Regions from separate parts of the Homo sapiens genome. Here region 2 is linked to region 1. The links are chromatin loops, found by intact Hi-C in ENCODE. Cell type or tissue: ovary. All regions are shown on one strand. Links, peaks and the distances in the headings refer to the core of each region. The heading gives the core; the rest is flanking DNA. Region 1 has its middle 75 kb from the start of ANXA2. Region 2 has its middle 35 kb from the start of BNIP2.

Region 1 (9,178 bases), core at 2,030-6,029:
CCTACGTTATCAAAACTAATCACTTTGAAATTTATTATCTTTCTTTCCTTTTTTTTTTTTTAATGCTATGAAGGGTGTGTTGAGGAGAAATTAGCAAGGCTGGGCCTTCCCGGCATCGTCCTCTACAACACAGTCACTGGCAATTCCCAAAGACCAGAGTCTCTTTGTGTGTTTCCTGCAAAATTCAACATAACTCACATACTTTGTTTTTGCCTGTCCATTCAAGACACAATGTAACCCCACAGTCCCTTGTGAACACACATCCCATTTGCACATGTCAAGTATCTGATTCATTTAGACTTATCCCAATCGCTTAATGTGCGCAACAGAAGCCTCCTGGTATTCTAGCTCTAAACAGTTGAGTTAATACCCTTGGACAAAGCGGGCCTGCTGTTTGGGTGAGCTCCCATGGGTCTGACAGCCACAAAGAGAAGCTTGTTGAATGCTCACATAAAAAGAGAAGAGATAGGAGGCAGATACTCTGATCTTTATGACCCTCTGATTATTCTATCAGTTAGTTAAAACATAAATCCATCCCCTGACTTAACAAAATACTATTTTACTTCCTTTTACCCCATATTTTATCTTTTATAGGCAATAAAACATAAAAACCTTACAAAGGTTATGTTCTCATCAATTTTTGCACTAAATGACAATAAATTAAGTGTAGGTTACTGCAGCAGCAACATAGATGTCAGCTTAAAACTTCCTTGAAAGACAACCTCCCACCATTAGAGTTGAAAGCTGCTAATCAAAGATTTCTTGATTAAAATTAACACCCGATTTTAAAATGGCAATGCTGCTCTATTTCTTTAAGTAGTTAGGGAGTCTCTAGCCCTTTCTCTTGTTTCTTAAAATCTGTTTTAGGAGTCCACAAATAAAAAAGAATGTAAAAAAGTGAAAAATTTATTTATTGGGCACACACAAGAAACACTTTGTGGAATCACTTTGAGTTTAATGTCTTTCAGCTTTTATTATAATAAACAGCCTCCCAAACCTTCACAGCACTAAACAGGTATCAGATGTATAAACTAAAAATTTATTTTTTATTTATATGAAAGTCATTCAACCAATATTTGTCAAGAGGTTACATTAAATTAAGGTTAATTAAACGAGCTGGTAAACATAAAGCATCTAGAACAAAACCTGGCACATAGAAAAAGCCCAGCAAGTATTAGTTATCCCTTGTGCATTATTATTGTCATTGCTGTTATTATGATATGTGCTATTATGTGCTATGTATTAGAAATACAATGACAAGCTAAACAGATATGGCTCTCCCACTCTCCTGAATTTCAAGTGCAAGTGGCAAAGACAGACATCAATCAAATAATCACACAAATAAATGTAAGTTACAAATTGTTACAATGAAAACATAACCCATTTCAGGGAGGGGGCACTAAAAACTCAGAGTAGTTTCATATCGTTTTGATTTTGAAATCTCTTGGATATTAGGGAGGCTGAAGTGGGAGGATCCCTTGAGCCCAGGAATTTGAGGCTGCACTGAGCTATGATCATCCCACTGCAGTACAGCCCGGGCGACAGAGCAAGGCCCTGTCTGGAAAGAAGGAAGGAAGGAAAGGAGGGGAGGGGAGGGGAGGGGAGGGAGAAAGAAAGAAAGAGAGAAATCTCTTAGATAGTAATTTGGACCAAATCATGATTCTTCCTCCATTGCTTTTCAAGATCCTTCTATATTACTATGCAAATTCCAAATGGAAAACAGCCAAAAAGATATGCAAACAAATATTCACATTACATTACTGTATCACTCAACTCCAGAAATGTTTTCCACAAATTTGTAGATTAAAACTTACATTTTTTATACTGTTAACATTTTCAAATACAGAAACTGGGGTATCCCAAGAAACAAGCCAGTGGTCAGATACATATATTCAATGAAACTTTCATGAATTTTTCAGAACTTTATGAATAAATCCCAAATTAAAGCTAGGGTTTACCTCTTAGTTTGCAATCCACTTGCTTGAATCTTATGACTATTTCTAGATTGTAAGTTACTTTGTTAAAAATATTTTTTATTCCCTTCATATGTTTTTTAAGCCTTAAGATAGGTTTTCTGGTGACTTCACTTAGAGCCAAAAGCAGGAAAGAAAATACGTGATCACAGAATGTGGAGGACCCATTTTTTTAATAGACCCTATTTGACAAGAGAACTGGGAAGATTCAGAAAGGCCCAGGGACGTGTTGACTGGCAGAGTCACACCACAGAGGGTGGAGCCGGAAGGAAACCCTCAGACCATCCCCTCAACTTCTGTAGCACATGGTGGAAGGGCCAGGATCGGGGTCCACGGGTCTACATCTGGATCCCAGCTCCACTGCATCGTGTCTGAACTTGGGGCAGGTAGCTTTACCTTTTTCAGGCTCCTGCTCTATGAAGTGGGTAGCCACCTCATTAGGAAGCAGTGAGGATGAGGTGACAGAATGCATGCCAGTGCTTCTCAGCAGAAACCGAAACAGTGAGTACTAGTTAGCATCAGGGCAAGCTTTTCAAAACCCTGCCTCCTGATGAGATAAGATCCAAAATTACAACTACAAAAACACAAACAAACTGAGACCTGGAAAGCCAGTTTCCACTGTCCATGAACTGAGGCAGAAGAACAGACCCCTGTGCTTCCCATGAGCTGACCATTACCTGTTCCAGCCAGGCTGACTTCTTTCCCCTAGGGCCACCTGGAGAAGTCAGTGTAGTGGTCAGCTCATAGGGAAGCACATTTCCTCTGAGCCTTTAGAGGCCTCTATGCCCTGACCTCTCAATTCATTCTACCCTGACCCACACCTCATAGGGTTATTTATTACTAGACTAGAAATTGTAGCTAAACCAATAGCTCAATTAGAACTTTGCAATCAATTTCTGTGTGCCTAGGAGTTTAATTCCATAGGCTAGTCATACGAAGGAAAAAAGACAGTCATCCAAAACTCTTTCATTCATCCATTTAAAACATTTATTAAGTACATGCTGTGTGCCAAGCTCCAGGCTAAACCCTAAATATAAAGGTGCATAAGAGAGTCTTTGTTGTTAAGGTGCTCACCATCTTGGGGGAGGAAGGCACTTAATAGATAATGATAACATGGTATAATGACAAAGTTATACACAAAATGTTAAAATGTTTTTAGTTTTAGGAATTTGGTCTGGAAAGTAAAATATTCAGAACTTAAAGAAAAAAATACCATTCATCAATAATAACTATTTTATCTTCTTTATTAGCTAATTAATACATCAGTTGTAATAGAACCATAAAATGAAGATAAGCAAAAAGAAAAATATTACCTATATTCTTACCTATATTATTTATTTACATTCTAAATAGCTACTGTTAACACTTAGCTGCATGGCCTTCTGCAACTTTAAATATATATCTTTTTCTAAACAAGATATAAGACCATTTTATGCATGGTATGATAATATGAGTTTTTCACTTATCAGTTGATATGGTTTGTCTGTGTCCCTACCCATTATCCTAGGTGAAGTAACTCAGAAACAGAAAGTCAAACACCAGGGTCTTGCTTATAAGTGGGTGCTAACAGCGTACACACATGGACATACAGAGTGGAATAAGAGACAATGGAGATTACAAAAGGTGGGAGGGTAGGAGCGGGGGACAGTTGAAAATTACCTCTTGGGTACAACGCTCATCATTTGGGTGATGGGTACAGTAAAAGCCCAGACTTTATTAATGTGTAATATGTGCGTGTAAGAAATCCACCCTTGTATCCTCTAAATATATAAAAATTAAAAAAAAATAACTTGTCTGTGTGGGGAAAATGGTGTGGAGAAGGTCTCTCTCTGTTGCCCTGTTGCCCAGGCTACAGTGCAGTGATACAATCATAGCTCACAGCAGTCTCAACCTCCTGGACTCAAGCAATCCTCCCATCTCAGCCTCCAGAATAGGTGGGACTACAGGCACCAGCCACCATGCCCAGCTAGTTTTAATTTTTCTTTTTCTTTTTTTTTTTTTTAGAAACAGGGTCTCACTATGCTGCCCAGACTGGTCCTGAATTCCTGGTCTCAAGCGATCCAACTGCCTTGTCTTCCAAAAGTGCTGGAAGGACTTGGGGCAGAGCAAGGTGACAGATAGAAGGCTCCACTGACCATCCACTCAGCAAGCCCACCAATTTAACATCTACACCAGCAGCATTGGCGTCAGTCACTGCACCTGGCTGGGATTACAGGTGTGAGTCACTGCACCTGGCCAATTTATCATTTTAAATGATTGCCCAGCATTCTACTATTGATACCAGAATTTCTTTAGCTACTCTCTACTGTTGGATATTTAGACTGCTTTCAATCTTTTGGCTGTCATAAATATTACAATATTCTATTCACAAAGCTCTTCAACCTAGTCCAGTTATTTTTCCAGAATAACTTCCTAGACGTGGAATTGTTGGATCAAAGGGTGTGCATCTTTAAGACTTTGATAACTATTACAAAACTGCCCTCCAGAAAGCTTGTACCGTTAAATACCACCATTTCCCCCTATCATCACCCTCACTGCATAGCAGCACTCTTTTTCCTCTTCGCATTTAGTATTTTTACATTTCAATGGGCCTACTGTAGCTAAAAATATCGTTTATGGCAGCATCTTTTTTAGAAGTAATGACACTTGCTGAAATTAGGCAGTTTTGAGCTGTGCCATAATCCTAGTTTGGGTGTGGGGCATCAGTGCTTCTCAGACTCTACCATGCATTGAGGATCTTGTTAAATTGCAGATTGATTCATTAGGTCTGGGTTAGAGATTGAGTTGCTGCATTTCTAACAAGCTCCAGGGAACACCGATGCTGCTGGTCCAAAAACTACACTTTGAGGAGCTTGAGCAATTCACTGAACTGCAAAGGGCCTCTGTTTACCCATCTGTGAAATGAAAAGCTTGGAGTAGCCGGTCTTTGAGTGCCTTCTTTTTCCACTCCACCCCCCGCCCCTGAGACGGAGTCTCACTCTGTTGCCCAGGCTGGAGTGCAATGGCGTGATCTCGGCTCACTGCAACTTCCACCCCCCGGGTTCAAGAAATTCTCATGTCTCAGCCTCCGGAGTAGCTAGGATTACAGGCACCAGCCACCACGCCTGGCTAATTTTTGTATTTTTTAGCAGACATGGGGTTTCTCCACGTTGGTGAGGCTGGTCTTGAACTCCTGACCTCGGGTGATCCACCTGCTTCAGCCTCCCAAAGTGCTGGGATTACAGGCGTAAGCCACCACGCCCGGCCTAAGTTCCTTATCTCCAACAGTGAAAGAAGTTGTCCCTTGAGCAAATATAACTAGGTGCATCCTGAATTTTTCACTAGGACAGTTGTGAATATCTTCTTCCCTTCATCCCGCAGGACTGCACGCAGGTCCACAATGAGGAAACAAAGTGTGAGGCCAACCAAGCAGCTGACATTCAAGCAGCCACTTCTCAAGGGAAAAAACACCCCTGAAAGAGAACACTCTGCTCCAACTGGCATTTCTCCTGGTAGTGCATGATTATAACGATGTACATCATTTTCTTTTCCCAAAAGGAATAGATTTAGCAAGAACCTGAGGCTAATTCGCCCATTAAGGGAACAAAGAGTGAAATAAGGGAGGAGAATTGACAGAAATATTGCATCCGTAAATACCTTGCCAAAGAGCTTGCAGAAGTCAGCTCTCGGCACAGGGAGTCTCAGTGTCTTCGACAGAATTTGACTTGTCCTGGCTACTCCCTTCTGTTTGTTTCTCCCGCATGCTTTTCTGCAACACTAAAAGGTAGGCAGAAGGACAATATTAAAAGATGGGCAGAAGCAGCTCAGAATGCCTGGGCTGACTCCAGTGGCCGCCTAAAATAATGGGGAATCTATAGACATCTTTTCTTGTTTACCAGTGGTGGGCAAATGCTGCCACGCTAGTTCTGTAAGAACATGAAACATGTGTTATTCACCCTGATAGAAGAAAAACTGTAAATGCGCTCTAGTTCAGTTAGGGTATCAGATAAGACCGTGAGTGGCTGTTGGGTTCAATTCTCTATTTTTGCAAAACTGGGCTGGAATTATTTACTTTTAGTAACAATGCATTCGCCCCACCTTCAAACATTTTTCTCCTCCTTCTTTCCTTTTACTGGAAGAGAGTTTCATTTGTTCACAAAACTCTTTTTCTCACTTTAATTTCCTTTAAATTCAGTCCGTTTTGACTCCTAAGGAAACTTTCATTTTTAAAAAAGGACCAAACTCCTTTGTTTTTCTCTTAGATGGATGATGCCCTGCCCTGCTCTCCAGCAGCCCCCACAAAGTTAGGAGGTTTTGTTTCTTAAATTAGGCCAGAACTAGTCATTCTGATGAACTCCAACTCCAATCAAGGACATTGGCCAATCTGTCAGAACCTAAAATAAAAATAAATCCACTAGCAGTGTCTTCCACTTTGAATGTTTATCCTGCTGGGTGCCCCTCTTTCTTTCTGCAATGGAAGAACCCGCTTCCATTTTGCAAGTCTGTGTGTGCCCCCTCGTTTGGAGCCATTTGCAATCTCTTGCACTCCCGTTTCAAGGTGGAGCCCCAGCCAAGATGAGTTTCTCTGAAGAGCTGCTACCCTAATTCCTCCCGTTCACTTCGAAGCTTGTCAGGGGGACCCAAGCAATAAGAAGGTCAATAGGAAAACAAATCCCACCTTATTAAGTCTTGTTTGATCTTAAAACCACATCATCCGAGATTTCAGCGACATTATGCTGGCTCCGCACAAGAGGAACAGAGTTTTCTTATGAAAATAAATTAGACAAGCACACAGAAGAAAAAGAAAATGATGTGCAACGGTTAAAATGTTTGAGAGCCTTACATGTGGCCAGCGAGCTCAGCAAAGGACACTGGTTTCTTTTTCTCTCTTCTTTAGTCTTTTATTCCCTACTCTCTGTTCTCCTTGCAGCAAAACAAATATTTTTCCTACCACAAATATTTTTAAGGTGCTACTTTTCAATTAACGATGTTTTATTTCTTTTGTGTGATGGGGTTTTTCTTTTTCGCACTGAAATGATAAAGACACTGAAGATGGCAAAGGGAAGCCCTAGGAACAGCCTTGCTACAATCCATCAGCTGCGATAATATCAAGATGAATATATTGTCAGGAATCTGTATGTAGCATTTCATTTATCCTACCCACTCTGCTAAGAGCGGCTCCCCCGGGGATTACATTATTATTCAAGCTTCCTGGACTCACTCCAAATGCATATTGCAACTACAATTCAAAGGGAAACTTATAAAAGGTGATAGGAAATAGACCTTCTACAGAACATTTTTTAAAAATTAACCTTTTCAGAGTTTAATTCCATCCTATATACCTATAAATAGACCAGCTTTCAGGAACTAAAAACTAATCCTATAGTAATAACACAAAGCTCAATTTCTCATTCCATACGATCATTAATATTACTTTAAAAATCACGAGAAATCTCTTCAACTTCTTAAGCATTGTAATTCATTTCTGTACACCAATTCAAGAAACCTCATTAGTTTAGGTGGCCTTTTTGCAATACCATCCAAGGCACGCAAATATTTGGAATTTTTACCTTAGGTCAGAGTTTAAGAAAAAAATGATTTCTCATTTCCAGAAAGGATTTATGAATGTAGAAAAATGCTTTTGTGACAGTGACATGTTTGTGTTACCTAATTCACAAATAAAATAAGCTATATAGAATATATGAAGTAAAAATCAAAAGGAAAAAAGAGAAAGGATTTTATATAAATGGTGGATAATTTTTAAGTAAAAAAAAATCTTGTTACATCCTTAACATTTTTAAATCTTGTTACATCCTTAACATTTTTTTCTATAACCCAGTTTCAATACTCCAATCAAATGTAAGATGGAAGAGCTTTGATTTGAGAGAAAAAAAATCCTTTGAACATTGATCGACATGTGATTTGTGCAATTATTTAACCTGGATTTAACTCCCTCTACTCTATGCTCAAATCACTTGATTGACTGAGATGCTGTTTCCATTGAGCTGGGTTTACAATTATCTTTAAACAAGCGAAACTTCAAAGGCTGCTCAATGGGTATTTTCCGTTCTTCATGAGAACTCGTAAATGTATAACCTGCATATAAACAAGTCACTCTACCTAATTAAATGGAATCTCTTCCTCTCTATTAAAAATTTAGAAGTGCTGCCTGGGTATAAACATGTCATCTCAGAAGGTGGGAGGAGAGACCCTCTTAACGTCCGTGAACAACCAGCTGAATCTCCTTTAAGCAAAGCCACGTTAATAATAGCACAGACACATAAATTATTCTAATTATTTTATTATCAGTAAAGATTGGTTAAACGGAAAGGGTGTTCATTGTTGGCAATTATGCCCTCAAGTTTTATCTGACTACTAGGGAAATGCAGTCCAGGGCTTTAATTTACTTCAGAGACCGTCACATAGCTTCTTGCCCACTTTCTTTTTCAAACATCTGTATCCTAGAAGAGGTAACAGGTAATGGAGCATTTTCGCTGATGGCTGCGTCTAGACTGGAAAATGTTTTTTTGTTTGTGTTTGTTTGTTTGTTTTTGTTTTCTTTAATCACATTTCTAGACTTAGAACTCTTAGGAAAATGATCCATAAAAGGTCTAGTTTGGAAATTGAAATGTTCTTAAAGCGTTTTGAGTTTGTGTTGTTTCGTTTGATTGTTAAAGGAAGAAAAGGTTCTTAAAGTCCTTGTCCCTTTTTTGAAAACTGATGGAGAAATTATAAAGCACCTCCAGCTAATGAAAATAGTTTACCTTGAGCTCAGGATTCACTGCTATAGCTCCCAATCTTCTTTTTTTAAAAAAAAGAAAAACTCTTTTCATAAAGTTTGAAACAATATTTGTGGCATTAAGCTTTATATCATAAGACCAGGCAGAAATTGCAGCATGTAAATGTTTGAAAAGGAGACGTAGACTTTTGAGCTGTGAGGTGCTTTGTTGGAGCGTCCTCTTGTGGTCAAATGTCATCAATACAACTTTAGAGTCACTTTTTTTTAAAGGGCGGTTTTGACAAACCCACAGTAGCGCAATGTTGACACAAGTTGCAATTCAGGATTGAAAGTTTGGTATCTTGTTAGATTTTGTATCCTCTCCTATTCTCCAGAAACACCTTAAAATGCATTCACTCAAGCAAACAGGAATTCATGAGAGCTCTTAAATATACAAGAACTCTTAAAATACACAAAAATTATGCACAAATGCAAGGCAATGCTCCTT
Region 2 (9,178 bases), core at 3,425-7,424, 600 kb before region 1:
GCAGTGAGCCGAGACTGTGCCACTGCACTCCACCCTGGGCAAGACAGTGAGACTCAGTCTCAAAAAAAAAAAAAAAAAAAAAAAAATTAGAAAGGAAGCGATTCAATTATAGTAGATTTTTTAAAAAAAGGAATATGATCAATGAGCAGCAGGTAATCTAATAAGCAGAAAAGATAAACAGAATTTCCCACACATGATCATTTCCCACATTTTAGAAATGGAAGGCATTCTTATAGTGACTTAGAAGTACATTATATATTGTAGATGTTAATTGAATTATAGATGAAACAATTATGTTTTATAATCTTATTTTGAGCCTGGAAATTAGTGCATGAACATACATCAAAAGGCAAAAATTTTGGCTGGGTACAGTGGCCTACACCTGTAATCTCAGCACTTTGGGGGACCGAAGTGGATGGATCACCTGAGGTCAGGAGTTCAAGACCAGCCTGGCCAACATGGTAAAACCCCGTCTCTACTGAAAATACAAAATTAGTTGGGCGTGATGGCGTGCACCTGTAATCCCTGCTACTCTGGAGGCTGAGGCAGGAGAATTGCCTAGAACCTGAGAGGCGGAGGTTGCAGTGAAAAAAAAAAAAAAGAAAAAAATTTGGCATTGCAAAGAGAATACATACCCAATTTTTAACAACTAGGAAGTACAGATAAATAAAAATATAGATAAAAACATAGATGTAAATGAACATAGACTCAGTCTCACTTGGAGCTAACCATATTTTGATGCATATTCTCTGACTTTTCTCTACATATTATGTATATTGTGATGCACTAATTCTACAAAGTGGGATTATAGTTTATATAAAACAATATTGTTTTAGATCCTGATGTTTTACTTTGCAATAATTTAAATTTACAGAAACTTTGTTACTACTAAAAAGTACCTAACCACATCATCCAAAGTCCCGTCCCCAAATGCTCAATCTGCTTCTATGTAGCCAATCTCCCAATCCTTTAAAAATGTAAAAAGCATTTTAAAAAAGTCTATAGTTGAGACTTTCACTAATTCAGAACATCCTCTCCATTACATCCTGTAGTACATTTTTCTTGTCAAAACACATTATAGTACATTTTTATTATTAGAAAAGATTTGTGTTTATACAACAATTGTAAATCAAGATATTATAATATGATTTTTCCAAATTCTAGGACAGTCTAGTAACTTTTTATTTTTAAGAGACTGTAGGCTTAGTATAAATACGTACTTTGGCCTGGATGCAGTAATTGGCCTCCTTAAGGTACATTATGCTTAAAAATGCAGACAGCAGACTGCTTTAGGGCTTCTTAGTGAAGCGGGGTGCTGAATGATGTATTCACTGATTTTACTGCACTGGGTATCCACTACCCCTGAGACACCATTCCAGGCTATGAAGATAACAAGATATGAGAGCGTGGCTCTGCCTTCAAAGAAGTGGAAAGCAGGAAGGTGAGCAAGGTAATAAAACAAAGATCTCCTTTTGCTAAATTAAGAAAATGATAATTCAGTTTATTTGTTTCATCCTCAAGCAAGCTGTAAGTTGTAATTCCTTAGAAATCTAATTCCGTGTTTCGGTGCTCTTGAGTCTGATAAAAGAAACAACAGGCCAGGGAGATGACATAAGTTCCATATGCTACAGCAAGTCTTTTTTTTTTTTTTTTGGAGACAGGGTCTCACTCTGTTGTCACTCAGGCTGGAGTGCAGTGGCGCAAACACAGCTCACTGCAACCTTGACCTCTTGGGCTCAACTGATCCTCCCATCTCAGCCTCCCAAGTAGAGCTAGGACCAAGAGTGTCCTAGCCACCACACTTGACTATTTAAAAATTGTTTTTTATAGGGACGGGGTCTTGCTATGTTGTCCAGGCTGGTCTCAAACTCCTAGACTCAAGCAATCTTCCTGCCTTGACCTCCCAAAGTGCTAGGATTACAGGCGTGAGCCATTGTGCCTATCCCTACAGCAGGTCTTAAGAGGACTATAGTCATTGGCAAATGGGTTGATTTCTTTGGGTATATCTGCCATAAAGTAGGCATGAAGTCACATTTTTCTAATACGACTTCTTTTTCCTTATTCCCCTTCAACCTTTCTAAGGCTTTCTAATAAAGATTGGCTCTGAAGGGCTCTTGCAGGCACCCTGATTCAGATTCATGAGGCGTGCTGACTCTTGGCCTGGGGATAAGAGCATCCAATCCTTTGAAAAAGTCTTCTCATTTCTCCAATGAATAGCACAGTGTCCTGTTTCTGCTGGGCCTCATTTATCATTCCTAAGAAAAATCTCTTGCAGCCAGACAGATTGTCTTTGAGGGACCATATCATATTCTCTGTTTTTCACAGGCTCTAATACTTAAGGTGCCTTCTAATTGCCTTTCTAGAAACTTTTAGAGGACTCAATAAATTCCTTAGAAGGCAGATTTCTAGATTTTAAGGACTTAGTGAGATGGGGGCAAATTCTTTTTAATCTGAGTGCCTGAAACACTGGTTGAGATTCTGAGCTTCACCTGAATTCCCTGGGAAAGGGAACTGTGGCTGAGTGCTGGTGTTTGACAGTAGCTTGGGAGAGGGTGGCAGCCCTGTGCCACGCATTTCCCTTCTCTGACTTATTGACCTCTTAATGCTGCTTCCAATCCTTTTTCGGACTCAGGATAGCGCAGAAATGATTCCACATAACCGCCACTAGTTTTTCATTTCTGTGTCTGATTCCTGTGTCACTCTGACTGCATCAGGGTAGTGCTGTGGTGTGTTCATTTCCCTGAAGAGCGCTGTCAATCACCCTCGGTCTTTAAAGTTCAATCCCAGTGAATCGCTAAGACTGTATCTGGTGTCTCTTTCCTGCACGTGGGCCTCATACAGTGGGGGCTGGGGCATGGGGAGAAGAGGATATCTACTTTCATATGATCTGCACAGGACATTAACAGAGGAAAAATGTCCCATCACTGTCAATGGAATGAATATTCTATCAAAATGGCTCTCTCATTCTCCAGTATTGAGATTAAGTTTACCTGCTGAACATGGTAAAATTTATTTCGGTGGCCTATGACCACCATTTATCAGCTCCCGACCCCTATCTATATAAAACAATAAGCATGATCTTAAGGCACTCTTAGGGGCTGTCTAAGAGATGTATATTTGCTGACATACAACCTGACTGAAGCCAAACACCATTACCCCTGTGACTGATTGGAGGGCGGCCTTAACTGAACAGTTTTATTTCCTTCCAGCAGCTGAGCTCCCTGACCATGCGAGCTGAGCTGACACGGCATTTCAAGTCCTGTTACCAGCTCAACGGTTCTCTTGTAAAAAAAAGCACCTCTTCATTTAGCCTCTCCATCTTGATCATTGCTGATGGGCTATCAATAATTTCAAGTTGGGTGAGCAGTTGGCTGAAGGTTAAATAAATTCTCTCGGCTGTTTGCATGATTATATCCAAGCGGAAGGATTCCAGTTTGAAGCGGGCTTCTTGCAAGTACTCCTTGGAAATGTTTCCAGAGTCAGAAAAGTTAAGAAATTCAGTTTTGGAGGCCCAAGTGCACTTGAAATGGAAATAAAGTCAGACATCGTAAGAACCTTGACATTTTAAAAAATGGGTTTTTCTGTATTTCAGATTTTCCTCAGAGTAATTTAGAACCCCAAAAGCCCACAGTATTAATTATTAGCAGGAGAAATTCTCAATACACTAAAGTGCTATTTTGGATATTGTTTTTTTTCTTTATTTGAGATGGAGTTTCACTCTTGTTGCCCAGGCTAGAGTGTATTGGCGCGATCTCGGCTCACTGCAACCTTCTCCTCCCAGGTTCAAGCAATTCTCTTGCCACCTCAGCCTCCAGAGTAGCTGAGATTACAGGCATGCGCCACCATGCCCAGCTAATTTTTTGTATTTTTAGTAGACAGGGTTTCACCATGTTGGTCAGGCTGTTTTCAAACTCCTGACCTCAGGTGATACACCTGCTTCGGCCTCCCAAAGTGCTGGGATTACAGGGGTATTTGTTTTTTAAAAATGAGCAAAATTATATTTTCAGGAATTTCAGCCAATAGCAATAAGGGTAGGAAGGTCTGTCATGAATTGCAGTCTTACCGAATATGGTTTTCAGTTGCTAAATAGTGAGCTTTTAAGTACTTTATTCACATTCAGGAGATAATTCTCTTTTTTTAGAATAAAATTTGTCTTTGGTTTTTCTCCCCCCATTCCAAAAGTGATATATATTGGTTACGGAATTTGGAGAAAATAGAGTTAAGCAAAAAGGAAATAAAAGTCATCCATGAGAGCTAACTGTTCCCAATGTGTTATAGTATACCTTCCTATTTTCTTCTATGCAAATGTACTTGTAATTTTTTCTCTAAGATGTGATTTAATTAATACAAAATGTTGTGGTTTCATATACACAGTGCCATAGTCTGAATGTGTCCCCTCAAATTCATGTGTTGGAAACTTAATCCCTGATGCAACAGTGTTGGGAGGTGCCTTCTGGGAGGTGCTGAGGTCATGAGGTTTCTGCCTTTGTGTTAGGCTGTTCTTGCATTGCTAAATGTCTGAGCCTAGCTAATTTATAAAGAGAAGAGGTTTAATTGACTCAAAGTTCTGCATGCTGTACAGAAAGCATGGCACCAGCGTCTGCTTAGCTTCTGGGGAGGCCTCAGGGAGATTTAACTCATGGCAGAAGGCAAAGCGGGAGAAGGCACTTCACATGGCCAGAGCAGAAGCAAGGGAGAGGGGAGGTGCCAGATACTTCTCTCTCTCTCTCTTTATTTATATTTTGAGACGGAGTTTCACTCTTGTCACCCAGGCTGGAGTGCAGTGGTGCCATCTCTGCTCACCGCAACCTCCACCTCCCGCGTTCAAGTGATTCTCCTGCCTCAGCCTCCGAAGTAGCTGGAATTACAGGTATCTGTTACCACACCCAGCTAATTTTTGTATTTTTAGTAGAGACAGGGTTTTGCCATGTTGGCCATGCTGGTCTCAAACTCCTGACCTCAGGTGATCCCCCCGCCTCGGATAAGAAAACTGAGACTTGGAAGGGTTGGGTACTTTGCTCAATATTATACACAGAGTATTTGCTCAATATTATACACAGAGTAAGTAGCAGAGCTGGAATTTGAATTTATGCTAACTGGCTCCAAAGTGCATTCTCTTAAGCACTATGTATACTGCTATACAAAAACACAACCCATTCATATTTTATGTGAACTTGAATATGGTAATTTGAAATCACATAATAAACATGTATAAATTGAATCACTCTTTTTTTGAGACAGAGTCTAGCTGTGTCACCCAGGCTGGAGTGCAGTGGCGCAATCTTGGCTCACTGCGACGTCCGCCTCCCGGGTTCAAGCAATTCTCCTGTTTCAGCCTCCCACGTAGCTGGGATTACAGGCACGTGGCACCATGCCCAGCTAAATATTATATTTTTAGTAGAGATGGGGTTTCACCATGTTCGCCAGGCTGGTCTCAAACTCCTGACCTCAGGTGATCCACTTGCTTCGGCTTCCCAAAGTGCTGGGATTACAGGCATGAGCCACCATGCCCAGCCTTGAATCACTCTTTATGCACAAAATTTAAAATGATACAAATGTTTCCAAATGAAAAAAAGTAAAAAATCTCCTAATTTTGAAGTCACCTGGTTGAGTGAATTGTAAACTGTGTGACGCTAATGCCACATGGTGGCGCCACTTCAACGAGGAAATAAATACCAACTACCCTTTATCAGCTCTATGGGAAAACCACAGTCTTTAACTACGCTTGAGAATAACCTTTAAATACAATGTAAGCCCTAAGAAGTTGGCTTCTTACTTACTGTAGCCTGGATCAGACTGTCTGGGTTCACTTCAGATGAAAGATGTTAGCTTCTTATGTTATCCTCACGGTGACTTTGAGTGACATATTAATTTCAAAGTTTACTTTCAAAAAGGCAAGGATTTGGGAGACAAAATGGCTAGGACATTTGGTAATTGAGCAGTAACTGAATACTTTTTACTTCTACCACCACATCTCAACCAGACCTTGCCTGTGAAATACACAGATAAAAATCGTACCACACCTGGTGCCCCCTTTTTGGGGAATGATGCAAATTGTTTCAAATTGGACAGTGGACTCTCCAGGTACTTTTTGTTGCTGTAAGACCCACATTGTTTATTTTATTAATATCTTATCTCAATGTAAATGTACTATATGCATTTTATTACCAGTTAAAGAAGATTGTAATCAATTTTCACGTGATGTATGTGTGTGTATACGTACATTTAATACATCCTTTAAAATATTAGGAATATTGTGGAATGTTATTAAACCAGGGTGGGATATTACTAAAAAAATAAAACTAGCAGACCCTTAGTGAATGTTTTTCCACTTGGAAAGTTTATGGCTATAAAGCTAAGAGTACTACTTGCTAGAGCATGAGAATAACTAAAAAGACTTACCCAAAGCATCGTTTCATCAAGAAATGAAATCTGGACAGTCTTTCTATTGCAAAGGGATCAAAACATATTGAAGTCATAATTTACTGAACTAATAATCATTTTACTATAAGTTCAAGGCAAAAGTGAATTCCTCATAAGAAAATAAGTTTATCTCATATCATTTAAGAACTGTCAGTTTATTCACAGGCCAGTGTTAATATACATGCCAATATACTAGAAATATACACCTAATAAAACTGGAGGTTACAGTAAGTCATTAATTAAGACTGGTGGCTTTGGCAAACCATCTGAATTAACTTTACAGACTCATATCAAAAGTGTTCTCTAATAGTTGGAGCTGAGGCTGGATTCCAGCTTCATCCCTCCTGGACCCCCTGAACTTTTTTTATTTGAAGAGGGCTATCTGCCTATTCCAGACTTTATTTCCCTGGAAACAAAAAAGAATATGCACAAATCACTGTATTTTGGATTTGAATATTATATTTAAAAAATGTATTTAAGGCCGGGCACGGTGGCTCATGCCTGTAATCCCAGCACTTTGGGAGGCCGAGGAGGGTGGATCACCTGAGGTCGGGAGTTCGAGAGCAGCCTGGCCAACATGGAGAAACCCTGTCTCTACTAAAAATGCAAAAATTAGCCAGGCGTGGCGGCTCATTCCTGTAATCCCAGCTACTTGGGTTTCTTTGAAAGGGTAGCTCACAGAATAAAGTAACATTCACTGACCAAAAACTATCTATAAATATCAAAGCATGTATATTAAAATGTCTTCCCTAAAGCCCTAGGCTCTGTTTTGTTGGCACCATTTCATGCACTGTAAATGGAAGGTGAATGCCCATTAAGGAGAATAAAGGAAAAGTGAGTGCTCCTTGTTCTCTTATTTGACCTCCAGCAGGTCAAGGAAGACAGATGATGGGATGGCGCTAAAAAGGCAGCCCCATTATTGAGAGATGAGAGAGCAGCAGCATTTACAGAGGAATTACCGTGAGCACATATGGGGACCAGTGCCCAGGAGAAGAAACTTGGCAGAATGATTCTGAACACAAACACTGAAGCCAAACTGCTTGGGGTTCTATCCTGCCCCTACCACTGTATGATCTCAGACACATTACTTAACCTCTCTGTGTCTCAGTTCCCTTGCCTGTAAAATGGGGAGAACCTACCTCAGAGGGCTGTTGTGAGGATTCAATGCATCAATGTGTGGAAAGCACTTAGAACAGTATTTGGCACAATTTACTCATTGAAAAAAAAATAGGTTTTACCATAGTGTTCTTCAGTTCCCTTAATGGCTACAGTGAAGTCTACATCCTGACTCTACATCTGTAAAGTTACCTTTGAAAACTGCAAGTGAATGCTTGTCAACCTCCTGCATGCAGGATCATGTTGAAACTCTTTGGCCAAGTACAGAGAACTTTTACAACTTCTTCCTTCTGCCTTCCCAGTTCTTGAACCCTAACTCCACAGCCCCCACATTCCAGACACACAAAACGATTTACTCTTCCCCAAATCCGGCAGGTTCCATGCCTCCAAACTTTGCTTATGCCGGTCCTTCTTCCTGAAATATCCTTTCCTCCTTGTCTAGCTAGTGAAACCCATCTAGGCCTAGTTCAAATGCTGCATCCTCTAAAAGGCCTCCTGAACCACTCCTCTGCCTGTCTGCCTGTCCCTCCTCCCATAGCATCACCCCATACTGAGGAATAAATCATTGTCACTTCTGTACTCTCATAGAAACTTAAATGTCATTATACTACATATAGCTCTAGATTACAAATGTCTAGAGGTCATCTGTTTCCCCAAACATCTGGTAAATAACTATTTGTGGCATGCAAGTTGTTTATAATGTTTTAGTACACAGGATCACTTTCAGTGCAGCCTCATCTTCTGCCTTTAACTATTCCCACCCCAGGTTCTGATCTCCTGAAGAGACCTAGGTTTTCTAATTAAGTCTTTATCTGGGATCACATTAATTTGCCCAGACACCATGGCCAGAGCAGCCCAAGCCACTCCTTCCTGATAATTAGGAGCGGGTGGTACTGGAGCTGAGACTGGATTCCAGCTTCAACCCTCCTGGACCCACTGGACTTTTTTTATTTGAAGAGGGCTATCTGCCTATTACAGACTTTATTTCCCTGGAAACAAAAAGGAGTGAGCAGAAATCACTGTATTTTGGATTTGAATATTATATTTAAGAAATGTATTTAAGGCCAGGCATGGTGGCTCACGCCTGTAATCCCAGCACTTTGGGAGGCCAAGGCGGGTGGATCACCTGAGGTCGGGAGTTCGAGAGCAGCCTGACCAACATGGAGAAACCCCGTCTCTGCTAAAAATACAAAAATTAGCCAGGCGTGGTGGCACATGCCTGTAATCCCAGCTACTTGGGAGGCTGAGGCAGGAGAATAGCTTGAACCTGGGAGGTGGAGGTTGTGATAAGCCAATATCATGCCATTGCACTCCAGCCTGGGCAGTAAGAGCAAAACTCCATCTCTGCAAAAAAAAGAAAAAATACAAAAAATAAAAAATAAAAAAGAAATGTTTAAATACAGAACATGAGAGCTGTGCCTGCCATCTCTATTATCACCGCCTATAATTCCTTCTCTTTGTCTTAGGGCAGGGGAAAGATCTTGGGCAAGTGCTGTAGAAGGTCTTTCTTCCCTGCAGCTCTCTGTTGAGGCTGACGATGAAGCAAGCACTGGAATTGCAGCCGTTGTTACACTGTATGGCGATATGTGTTTGGGTACCAACATCAACATTTTTTCATGCTTTAAAGGTTTTTCTAAAG

The links. Peaks named below come from ENCODE experiments on the same cell type or tissue, not always from the same donor. Only the 100,000 strongest peaks of a DNase experiment are listed, where the experiment ranks them.
Region 2: a loop joins it to region 1, with 6 times the contacts of the local background. A loop is called at or near these places in 70 of 110 quality-filtered maps.

The regions. Positions count from the first base shown.
Region 1 is chr15:60,318,105-60,327,282 of GRCh38, forward strand. No RefSeq gene overlaps it. Among named protein-coding and RNA genes, the nearest start is that of ANXA2, 75 kb to the right of the region's middle. In ovary, for the core only: no CTCF peak of the experiment used is centred there; no DNase peak of the experiment used is centred there.
Region 2 is chr15:59,719,446-59,728,623 of GRCh38, forward strand. No RefSeq gene overlaps it. Among named protein-coding and RNA genes, the nearest start is that of BNIP2, 35 kb to the left of the region's middle. In ovary, for the core only: no CTCF peak of the experiment used is centred there; a DNase peak (open chromatin) is centred at 5,606.